Regions from separate parts of the Homo sapiens genome. Here region 1 is linked to region 2. Evidence: chromatin contacts called from ENCODE Hi-C or POLR2A ChIA-PET data. All regions are on one chromosome and are shown on one strand. The core of a region is the stretch at or near the end of the contact, and the rest is flanking DNA. Distances in the headings are between cores, read along the strand shown.

Region 1 (5,693 bases), core at 1,568-4,067, 1.5 Mb before region 2:
CAAGGATCAGCAAACCGTAGCCCATAAGCCATGTCCAGCCCACTACCTGCCTTTGTACAGCCCATGAACTAAAAATGGATTTTCCATCTATAAATGGTTGGGGGAAAAAAACAAAGGAAAAGTAATATTGCATGACATGAAAATCACACGAACTTCACATATCAATATCCATAAATAAAGGTTTATTGGAATGCAGCCATGCTTATTTGTTTATATATTGTTTATGGCTGCTTTCACACTACAGTGGCAAAACTTATTATCTATAAGAGACAGTATAGTCACAAAGCCTAAAATATTTACTATCTGGCCCTTAACAGAAAAAAATTTGCTGATTCCTGATCTATGACATTGAAAGAGTTAGAGATGTTAAATAGGAACATGTCAAAGAAATGAATTTCAGGCAAACCAACAAAGGCTATCAAGTAGCCACATTAAGATCTAAGTCCCAAAATCAAGACTAAGTGGTTACCCCTAGAAGCAGGATATAGGGGGCAGGAAAAGAAAAAAAAAACTGAAGTAATATACAAAGCAGACACTCTACACTTCGGAAGTGTGGAGGTAATATCTGTGCTGCACACTGCCACATCCCTGTACCTAGCCCACATCTTAGTGCTGGGCAGGTGCCCATTAACTAGTTCTAGAATGAATGAAGTAGAAGAGAGGAAGGAGAAACATAAAGCAAATGAAACAAGCATTGCATAGGGTTGGGGATAAAAGAGGGTCCCCAACAACCACCTGAAGTTTGTCTTCCCTGTGTAATATGTCACAGGTTCTCAAAAGTTAGCAGAAACCTCCATTTGGGAAGCTAAGTGTGTGCCCAAGAGACTGAAGAAATGACTAAATAACTATGGTAACTACCCCGATGCCCATTCAAGGTCACCTTTTCCACCCCTTCCTCAGTCACCAGATGCAAATATATTTAGTCCAGAGAATAAATTCAGACGAGATTAGCAAGGGGAAGGAAATCACATATAAAGCTCATGAAATAAACAGCGCCACTTGTCACTGCTGATCTTTGATTAACTGGCTCTTCTTTCCGAAACAGGGCCTCCTTTTCTTCTTTTTCTCTCTCTGTCTTTCTCTTTGTTTTCAGGTGACACCCACACATATCCTTCAGTGTTGGCAGAGATGCTCACTCAGATAACAACTGGAGTTCATGCTGCACATTTTCATCTTCGTGTGTCATCATCACCATGTAAAACCACAACTATAGGAAAACAAAGCTGTTTGCTGCTCTTCTTCTCAACTGACATTTCCACCCAGCTCATGATTTGTTCTTTGGAGCCAGAGGAGAGTTTCAATTTATCACTGAGATAGCTCTGCCTGATGAAGTGAGAGTAAAATCCAGTCCACTTCCACCCTGAAATCCATTCACCTTTCTTCAACTTTTTGTCCCTTCAAATTCCTAGCATTCAAGGGTCTTTCACAGAGTTTCAACAGGCAAATCAGATAGGAAAATGAGCTTCGGGAAGCACACATTCTGGCCCTGAGAGTTGCACCAAGAATGAGGTCAGCTTTGAAGAGCTGATATATTCTTTGATCACCTCAAGCAATTTATCATCTCAAGCAATTTTCAAGTGTTGGGCCCGGTGTCAACACCCTGAAATGAACAAAAGTCACTCTGAGAAATTGTGTGACCTTCTGCTCTGGACAGTGGCCTAGGTTTCCAAGTGCTAGGATCCTGTGAATCTTCAAAGAGAAAGCACATATTTCTTCTGGGTTGCCAAATCAGAGAAAGCTGAGAGGCCCCACCATTCACATGTGTTCTTGAAGGGGTATGATCCCAGTTCACTGCAGCCTCAGCCTCCTAAGTAGCTGGGACTACAGGCCTGCACCATCACGTCTGGCTAATTTTTTTTTTTAATACAGACAGGGTCTCCCTATGTTGTTCAAGCTGGTCTTGAACTCCTAGACTCAAGTGATCCTCCTGCATTAGCCTCCCAAAGTGCTGACATTACAGGCATGAGTGACCGTGCCCAGCCCCAAACTTTCTTATGAGCACCACTGTCAAAAAGTCAAGAGTTAGGCCTCAGTTTAGGAAACACAGACAGACATTAGAAGCAAAGTTACCAGACAAGGTTCTGGTCTGCTTTCCAGACCATCCCATTTGCTGCTGCATAGTGTGATGGTTAGGTCCCCATTACAATGAATCCAGAAGCTTCTTTAATTTTTTCTCACCTATCCATTATCTCTGATACCGACAAGATGGGAGAGAAGAAAGGGTATTGCTTTAAAAGGGAATCAATCTGTTTTATCATACTGGAGGGAAAAAGTGAATTCGGGGTTGTGGGCAATTACAATATTCACCCAGTTGGGTAGCTAGAATGTTGTGGGAGGTGTTAGGTGAAGCGAAGTTTGCATTTTATTTTGTTTTGAACTTGAGTTTCAAAGTACTAGAACCTTTTTACAGAACTGGGTTACATTATTTTTATTAGCATGGTAAAGGAGTGCTTATTGAGCAGATTCATTTAATGGCTTTTTTTTTTTTACCCATCTCGTTCCTTTCCAATTGATTTGATTTGTCTTATTGAACTATCCATGAGTAACCAGCTGAGTTCAGTCTTTCTTGGAGTAGTAAGAGACATATAAGCTCATCTTTTTCAAGTTTAATTACCTTTATTAAGTTTAATAAGCTTCATTTCACCAAAGAAAAGAATCAGTTTAGAGATGAACTCATTGCACACCAATTTAATTGACTCTGAGTCACCTTCAGAGTAAAATTTCAACGAAGGAAACAGAAGGTGCTACATGAATTATTAGACCAGCTCTTGTGTCTGTTGTTCAAGCGCCTTTCCCTTCCCCTACCCAGAAGATGATAGGGGTGTGTGTGTGTGTGTGTGGGTCTGTGTGTGTGTGTGTGTGTGTGTGTGTGTGTGCTATTAGAGTGTTCAGCTATGATATGAGTATGACAGGTGAAGAAGTTGAAATTTTCTGTCCCCAGCATTTCCATTTGTGAGCACTTTTTGAATCAGAGCCAGAGAAGGCATTTATAGAATTTGTTGGGGGTAAAATCACCCCAGAAAAAAGAGTAGCAGGTCAGTAGTAGGATGGGATTTTAACATTTTAGACAAAGACAACATTTTCAGAAGTCTTAAACTAAAGATATGTTTAAGATATAGCCAATACTCCATTAAGAGGGAATTTGGGGACTTCAATGGAAAATCAACTTACTCCTGACAGTGGCTGAGTTGGCATGACTTTTCTAACAGTACTGGTTTTCCTCACTGCACAAAAATTTCTAAAACGTAAATGAACTTATATTCATCAGATTTTCTTTCACTAGATTTGGCTGTGTATATATTTTACCTCCTGTTTTTTTAATAAAATGAATTTTTGAACTTCTTAAGAGGAAAGTAGAAAATAGAACTGGCTTTCTCCCTCTCAAAGTATGATTATAACATTTAGACTCACCGTTAATTCATAAGGCCATGTAAAACTCATTCACTCAGTCAATAAATATTTATTATATACCAGGCACTGCTCTGGGCACTGGAGATACAGCAAGAAACAAAGCAAAGTTACTTGCCTCATGAAGCTTATAAACTACAAATAAATAAGAAAAATGTCTAATGTAAGAGATGGTAAAATGCTATGGAGAAAAATAAGCAAGGAAAGCAGACAGGGTGTGGGGTAGTTTAACTAGGGGAGAAGATGACACTTGAGCAAGGACCTGAAGGGTGACGAGGCAAGCCAGGTCATCTACAGAAGGACATTCTAGACAGAGTAAACAGGACATGTAAAGGCCCTGAGGTAGGAACATGCCTGTGATGGTTGAGTATTCCTGATACATTCCTATATGTCAGAAAGTATGCATATATCTATAGGAAAGAGAGACTTTCTGAGCCTCAAATGGCCTTGCAGATAACACAGACTCCCTCACCCCAGGTCTTGAGAGAGTGTGTGTCACTCTCTTTGACCTGGATTATTAATAAGTCTATAGCAATCAAGATCCTGGTTCTGGGTCCTTTATTGGCACCATCTCTAATCTCCAGCATGTAGTTGAATTTAACACTTTGGGATCAGTATCCAGGTCTGGTATAGTTCCCAGCTGGCAGTGCAAATGGCTGGGATAAGGGATCAGACATGCATTTAACCATCAATACCCTCATTAAAATAGCCATGAGGACCGGTGGCTCAGTTAGTTAACCCGAGGGACTGATGGGGTCAAGGCTGAAGTTGGATCTCTGTCAAACTTCTCAGCATTCACATGACACAGAACACATAGGTAAGCCTAGCCTGACATCTCAAAGAGGTCAGCCATTGGTCTGATAAGAAATTGTGACTGAAGTCAAGCAAACAAACCAGAAACGTACCCTGCTTGAAGTGAAATTAGTATTTGAAAGTCTAGCTTTTTCAAAAAAGGCTAAACTGGAGATTTATACAAGGATTTACCCCACACCTCTTTTAAATAGCAAGTTCTATCCAAATTCCTTGCCAAAGCGAAGCATATCTATTCTGAAAGCATATCTTTCTTAATACCAAAAGACAATATTAAAGTACAAATTTAAAGCAGACATATAGTAGTTTAGTAATTTTATCACTGAATATGTAGAACATAATGTACATACACTTGGTCTCTTTAAATTGGCATGCTTAACCCAAATAGGTGAGCTCACAATCAAAAATTATAGGAGTACCATTAATTATAAGACTCTTACAATAATAGCAGCAAATGACATTGTTTTCTTCATAACTACCATATCTGAAACTATGAAAGCATTGCTCCTACCACTGTTTTTGAACCATTTCTTGGTTCATACTAATAGTGAAAACGGACTTCCCTGTATAACATTTCTTCTTTGTTTCTGTGCAGAGTGAGTAAGAAACATCTCAAGTGTGATTCATCTTTAGTAGGCCTATTTTTCCAGTCAGAAAACAAAATCATTTATTACCATAGATCAAGTCTTTCCATTTAAAAAAAAGTATTTATTTATTTGCCACTGCCATTTCAAAAAACTCTCCAGCTCTGTCATTTTCAAATACAATCTGATAACTTGGATTGAAGAACTCTGTGTGCCCAAGAAGCTGGCAAGTGGCACACGTGCCAGGGTAAATCCAACAGTTCTTCAGCACCCAAGTACTGCTGAGTTTGATCTTCTTGGGACTGATTAAATCCATGGAATGGAAGCCCACTTAAAAATCAACCAAAGTACAGTATTTTCGATCTGGAATCTCAAGATTCCTACTCCTCCCTTCCTTCTCACATTAAAAAAAAATTAAAAGACCTCTTTCTATACATAAAAGTGGGAGGTGCCTTATATTTCATTACAAGATAAACTATTTCAAGAAACAGGAAAATGATGGAAGTTAAAAGGTCCTCATATTATAGCACCTCATCCCTGCGTAGTGGGTTTAAATTTGTGTTACAATATTCCCCCCTTCTTAGGCTATTGCCCAGTTTAATTTTTATACATAATTTATCTATATGGCAATAATACCAATAGCTAACATTGTATGTCGGGCATGCTACTAAATGTCAGGGATAGGCAGAGTCAAAGACAGACTTGGGCCATGCCCTTATGGAGATTATACTATAGGAAGAGACATTTGTAACCATTATCTCCATTTTATAGTTGAAGAACCATCATCTTAGGTGGGCAGTGACTTGCCTGAGGCTATTCAACTACTAACGAGACTTGAACCAAGTCTACGTGCCTCTAAAACCTAAGCTCCTTCAACACCTGAATTAACTG
Region 2 (5,812 bases), core at 2,678-5,177:
TTTTACCTGTTAATATTTCAGTTTGTATCTATAAAATATAAAGACTTGTTTTAAAACTAGTACTGTTGTAACAACAATGCTAAAGATTGCAATGGTAATAGTTGTATACTATTTCTACTTAGAAATGGAAATTATCTTAAAATGATAAAACTTAAAATGGATTTCTGTATACAAATATTTATCATTACCCTGGCTGAAAAGAAATGATTAAAAATTTGAGACAAATAAAAACTTTGAGACAAATGTAATACAGAAAATGTAGCAATATCTCTAACTTTCTTATTTAGATGGTCTTTATTAGCAATGTTTTCTTCAAGATGTTGCAGTTGGGAACACAATGGTTTTATTTGTCATAGTAATGGTTTTGGCTGACATAACATAGTCTTTGAAGACCTTTGTGTGCTCATGAATTGCCCTGATTTTATCACATTTCCTTTGTTATTTTAACTTCAGTTTTAGAATGGTGATAGTATTTTTTAATTAATTTATTTATTTATTGAGACGGAGTCTCGCTCTGTCGCCCAGGCTGGAGTGCAATGGCAGGATCTCGGCTCACTGCAAGCTCCACCTCCTGGGTTCACGTCATTCTCCTGCCTCAGCCTCCAGGACTACAGGCGCCTGCCACCACACCTGGCTAATTTTTTGTATTTTTAGTAGAGATGGGGTTTCACCGTGTTAGCCAGGATAGTCTCGATCTCCTGACCTCATGATGCACCCACCTCGGCCTCCCAAAGTGTTGGGATTACAGGCGTGAGCCACCCCGCCAGGCCGAAAGTATCTTTTAAATATGGCAATTTTGTTACCCAAATGTTATCTTCAAATATACTTGCTTTTCAGCTAGAAAAAATGTGAATTTTACTCATGAGTCATATCCCCTATTTGATACATGTCCTCTTAAAAATAGTGAACTTCAGTTATGGTTAGCTGCATTCTCTGAACAATTTCAAAAAATTTTAATCAGTGTTTTCAGTATAGTCATGAGACTTGGTGAGGTGTCTCTGGATTCTAAAACTTCATGATATACAAAGTTAGAGCTATTAGTTTATAAATTGTTAATACCAACTCTAGGCTTTGTAGTTGTTTATTGCTTTGTGTGACTCTAAGTTTTTCTAGTTTGGGTTATTTTTACCAACATATCTAATTCAACCATGTGTGATTAAATTTATACAGGCTGGGCACGGTGGCTCATGCCTGTAATCCCAGCACTCTGGGAGGCTGAGGCGGGCGAATCACGAGGTCAGGAGATCGAGACCATCCTAGCTAACACGGTGAAACCCCGCCTCTAACTAAAAATACAAAAAAATTAGCTGGGCGAGGTGGAAGGCGCCTGTAGTTCCAGCTACTCGGGAGGCTGAGGCAACAGAATGGCGTGAACCCCAGGGGGCGGAGCCTGCAGTGAGCTGAGATCGCGCCACTGCACTCCAGCCTGGGCGACAGCAAGACTCCGTCTCAAAAAAAAAAAAAAAAAAAAAATTATACATCAGAACAAACCCCTAAAATCATCTTGTCACTCATCTAAGTTTTATACAACTTGCAACATTGTGTTTCTCTTACTGAAAATAATATATAACCAGACTAGAACTGCGTCTTAATGTGTAGATGTGCTATATTATGGACTTGATAAATAATGCTTATTAGCAAAGTATAGTTTTAAATTTACTAGCTGTGTTGTTTTTCCAGAGACAGGGTCTCGCTTTGTTGTCCAGGCTGGAGTGGAGTGGTGTGGTCCTATGTCACTACAGCTTCAAACTCCTGGCCTCAAGCGATTCTTCTGCCTCGGCCTCCCAAGTAGCTAGGACTATAGGTGCACACTGCGACATCTAGCTCTTTTAAAAATCTTTTTGTAGAGACAGGGGCTTGCTTTGTTGCCCAGGCTGATCTCTAACTTCTGGACTCAAGTGATCCTCTTGCCTTGGCCTCTCAAAGTGCTGGGAGTGCAGGAAGGAACCATGGCGCCTGATCCAGCTGGTTTTTTAAATAAAAATATATGCATAATATCTGTGCATACTCTATTTCACAAAATTTAACATGCTATTCTTTTTTTTTTTATTTTTGAGACGGAGTCTTGCGCTCTGTCGGCCAGGCTGGACCGCAGTGGCGTGATCTCAGCTCACTACAACCTCCACCTCCCTGGTTAAAGCAACTCTCCTGCCTCAGCCTCCCAAGTAGCTGGGATTACAGGCACATGCTGCCATGCCTGGCTAATTTTTTTTTTTTTTTTTGTATTTTAGTAAAGTCGGGGTTGCACCCTGTTGCCCAGGCTGGTCTCGAACTCCTGAGGTCTGGCAATCTACCTGCCTCAGCCTCCCAAAGTACTGGGATGACAGGCGTGAGCCACCACACCCAGCTTATGTTATTCTTTTACACTCCCAATTGACCTGTCATCAATTGTAAGACATCCCAATTTTAGGGATGTTAAATATGGGGGTTGTGCCTTTTAGGATTGAGCCCATCCTATCTAATACTTGGGCAGCTGATACAGAATATTGGTGAGGGTATATGGAATTAAGAATTTTAATCACTTTTTTTGTTTTTTTTTGAGACAGTGTCTCGCCCTGTCACGCAGGCTGGGGAGTGCAGAGGCGCGGTCTTCTCACTGCAACCTCCACCTCCCTGGTTCAAGCGATCCTCCTGCCTCAGCTGGGACTACAGATTTGGCGACACACACCACCATGCCCGGCTAATTTTTGTATTTTTAGTAGAGACGGGGTTTCACTATGTTGGCCAGGCTGGTTTCAAACTCCTGACCTCATGATCTGCCCACCCCAGCCTTCCAAAGTGCTGGGATTACAGGTGTGAGCCACCATGTCCAGCCTCCTCATTTTCATTTTTAATTGATTGCTTGAGACTTTGTGTGGTTTTTGTTTTGTTTTGAGATGAGGTCTCACTCTGTTGTCCAGGCTAAAGTGCAGAGGCTCAATCACAGCTCACTGCAGCCGTGACCTCCCTCCCACCTCAGCCTCCTGCAGCAGCTGGGACTACAGGCAAGCACCACTGTGCCCAGCTAATTTTTTTTCCGCCATGTTGCCCAGGCTGGTCTGCAACTCCTGGGCTCAAACAATCCTCCTGCTTCACCCTCCCAAAGTGTTAGGGTGACAGGCGTGAGCCACTGCACCCAACCTCTATGTTTTGTGTAAATTATTTGATGCTAACTTTTAAGTTTCACTTCCACAGACAATATGAGCAAGTTAATATTTTATGAAACTTGTTTAAATACAGGATAAAACTGATAATTAGTTTAAAATGTGCACTGCTCAAAAAGAAACAAATCCATACACGCAACAAATGTGAAAAAGCTCTTCGGTTAGCTTCAGAAGCATTACACTAAGTGAAAAAAGCCAAACACAAAAGACTAAAATACTACTCCACTTACATGAAACTTCTAGAAAAAATTATGCAAAAAGAAAGCTGAACAGTGGTTGTCTAGAGCAGGACTAACTTGAAAATGGGCATGAGAACTTTTTGCAACAAAGTGTACTATAAAACTGGATTGTAACTAAAACCTATAGGTGAGTTATACAGTATGTAAAGTACACCCAATAAAGTTAGAAAAAATATATTGCTCAGTACTTAGGTTTTATATAGACATTTGGTATGTACATCAAAAATCTTTCTCCAAACCTTGAGAAAATGAAGTGACACAAAATGCTATGCTACACAGCTACACTGTACAATATAACCATTAAAATTCAAGTAAGTTAAAATTCACTTCCTCAGTCCTATCAGTTACATCTCATGTGAAATGGTTATACGTACTAATGGCTACCACATGGAAGAGCAGCTGAAGGAAGTCTGGTATGAGCAAGACTAAAATCTTATGCTGTGTGCCACGTGACACAAGGACACAGGTGGAATTTCTTTTTTTCTTTTTTTCTTTTTTTTGAGACGGAGTCTTGCCCTGTCGCCCAGGCTGCACTGCAGTGGCGCGACCGCAGCTCATTGCAACCTCTGCTCCTAGGTTCAACTGATTGTCCTGCCTCAGCCTTCCAAGTAGCTGGGGTTACAGGCGTGAGCCACTGCTCTCGGCCACAGGCTGAATTTTTATAATATCCTAGAATTAATCACAACAGTTCCTTTACACAATGTCTTTACATTTATATATATATAACCCTGTTAATGAGCAATAACTTTTTGGAAGTGTTTTCCTTTTGAATCGCTCTAAACACATAAGTGGGCAGAACACCGTACCTCATGGCTGTAATCCCAGCACCTTGAGGCCAGGAGTTTGAGACCAGCCTAGGCAACATAGTGAGACTCTGCCTCTTAAAAAAAAAAAAAAAAATTTAGGCCAGGCATGGTGGCTCACGCCTGTAATCCCAGCTACTTGGGAGGCTGAGGCAGGAAAATCGTTTGAACCCAGGAGGCGGAGGTTGCAGTGAGCCGAGATCACACCACTGCACTCCAGCCTGGGCAACAGAGTGAGACTCCATCTCAAAAAATAAATAAATACAAATACAAATAAATAAATAATTAGCCAGGCATGGTGGCTTGAGCCTGTAGTCCCAGCTACTCGGGAGGAGGTGGGAGGATCACTTGACCCAGGAGGCCAAGGCTGCAATGAGCCATGATCCTGCCACTGCACCCCAGCCTGGGTGACAGAGCAAGACCCTGCCTCAAAATAAATTTTAAATACATAAACATGAATTTGTATGTGTACATGGGTTATACATAAAATGTTTTCCTCACTGTAAATGGAAGTTTAAAAAAAACTTCAAGGCCAGGTGCAGTGGCTCACGCCTGTAATCCCAGCACTTTGGGAGGCTGAGGCGGGCAGATCACCTGAGGTCAGGAGTTCGAGACCAGCCTCAACATGGAGAAACCCTGTCACTACTAAACATACAAAATTAGCTGGGCGTGGTGGTGCATGCTGGTAATCCCAGCTACTCGGGAGGCTGAGGCAGGAGAATTGCTTGATCCTGGGAGGCAGAGGTTGTGGTGAGCCAAGATCGCGCCATTGCACTCCAGCCTGGGCAACAAGAGTGAAACTCCGTCTCAAAAAAAACAAAAAAACAAAAAACTTCAAAAAACTTCCTAAAGCATTCTCATCAAAGCATGAATTATATGCATCCAATATAATTTTTTTTTTTGAGACGGAGTTGTGCTCTTATTGCCCAGGCTGGAGTGCAATGGCACGATCTCAGCTCACCACAACCTCCGCCTCCCGGGTTCAAGCAATGCTCCCGCCTCAGCCTCCCAAGTAGCTGAGATTACAGGCGCACACCACCACGCCCAGCTAATTTTTCTATTTTTTTAGTAGAGACGGGGTTTCACCATGTTGGTTAGGCTGGTCTCAAACTCCTGACCTTGTGATCCGCCGGCCTCGGCCTCCCAAAGTGCTGGGATTACAGGCATGAGCCACCATGCCTGGCAACCAACATAATTTTATACCCTAGCATTTTGAAAGATTATGGGAAAGGAAACTAATAACTTTGAACCGTATGTCTACTTTTTTAGGAGATAAAATTCACCATATATCATATTAATTTTACATGTATCTTAATATTTGCCCTTTTAAAGTGTACAATTCACTTTTTAGTAGTGCATTTTCACAAAAATGTGCAGCCATCACTAGTTCCAGAACGTTTGTATGTCTTTTATACTCAGAAACGATCAATGTTAATTCCAATAATTACAAACTAATCAATGTCAACATATTCGAGCTTAACTAGTTATTTCTTTAGTACTAGGTTACATAAACCACAATTTAATCATTTTGAACAGTAACTTGCAGATAAATAGCACTGCAAACTCCAACGGAATACTCAAAGACATTTTCATGGAGGAGGACACTTTTCATTAATAGAAATCAGTA

Evidence for each region. A loop is a pair of places that touch in the nucleus more often than their neighbours do. ChIA-PET counts read pairs that join two places held with the same protein, here RNA polymerase II (POLR2A). Pooled maps may share reads with other maps.
Region 1: a pooled map shows a loop between it and region 2 (4-fold over the local background). The contact joins two enhancer-like sites. A Hi-C loop is called at or near these places in 5 of 50 pooled maps. POLR2A ChIA-PET finds 5 or more read pairs at or near these places in 3 of 52 experiments (OCI-LY7, activated CD4-positive, alpha-beta T cell and activated T-cell).

What each region holds. Positions count from the first base shown.
Region 1 is chr2:203,736,660-203,742,352 of GRCh38, reverse strand. CD28 (CD28 molecule) reads right to left here. Exons shown (of 4, transcript NM_006139.4): 4 at 3,441-5,693. Among named protein-coding and RNA genes, the nearest start is that of CD28, 33 kb to the right of the region's middle. Within about 2 kb of position 2,817, at least 2 of the 41 ENCODE cell types and tissues checked have a DNase peak (open chromatin) inside an H3K27ac peak, as active enhancers do.
Region 2 is chr2:202,267,811-202,273,622 of GRCh38, reverse strand. The region is part of intron 1 of NOP58 (NOP58 ribonucleoprotein); the gene reads right to left. Among named protein-coding and RNA genes, the nearest start is that of NOP58, 5.0 kb to the right of the region's middle. Within about 2 kb of position 3,927, at least 4 of the 41 ENCODE cell types and tissues checked have a DNase peak (open chromatin) inside an H3K27ac peak, as active enhancers do.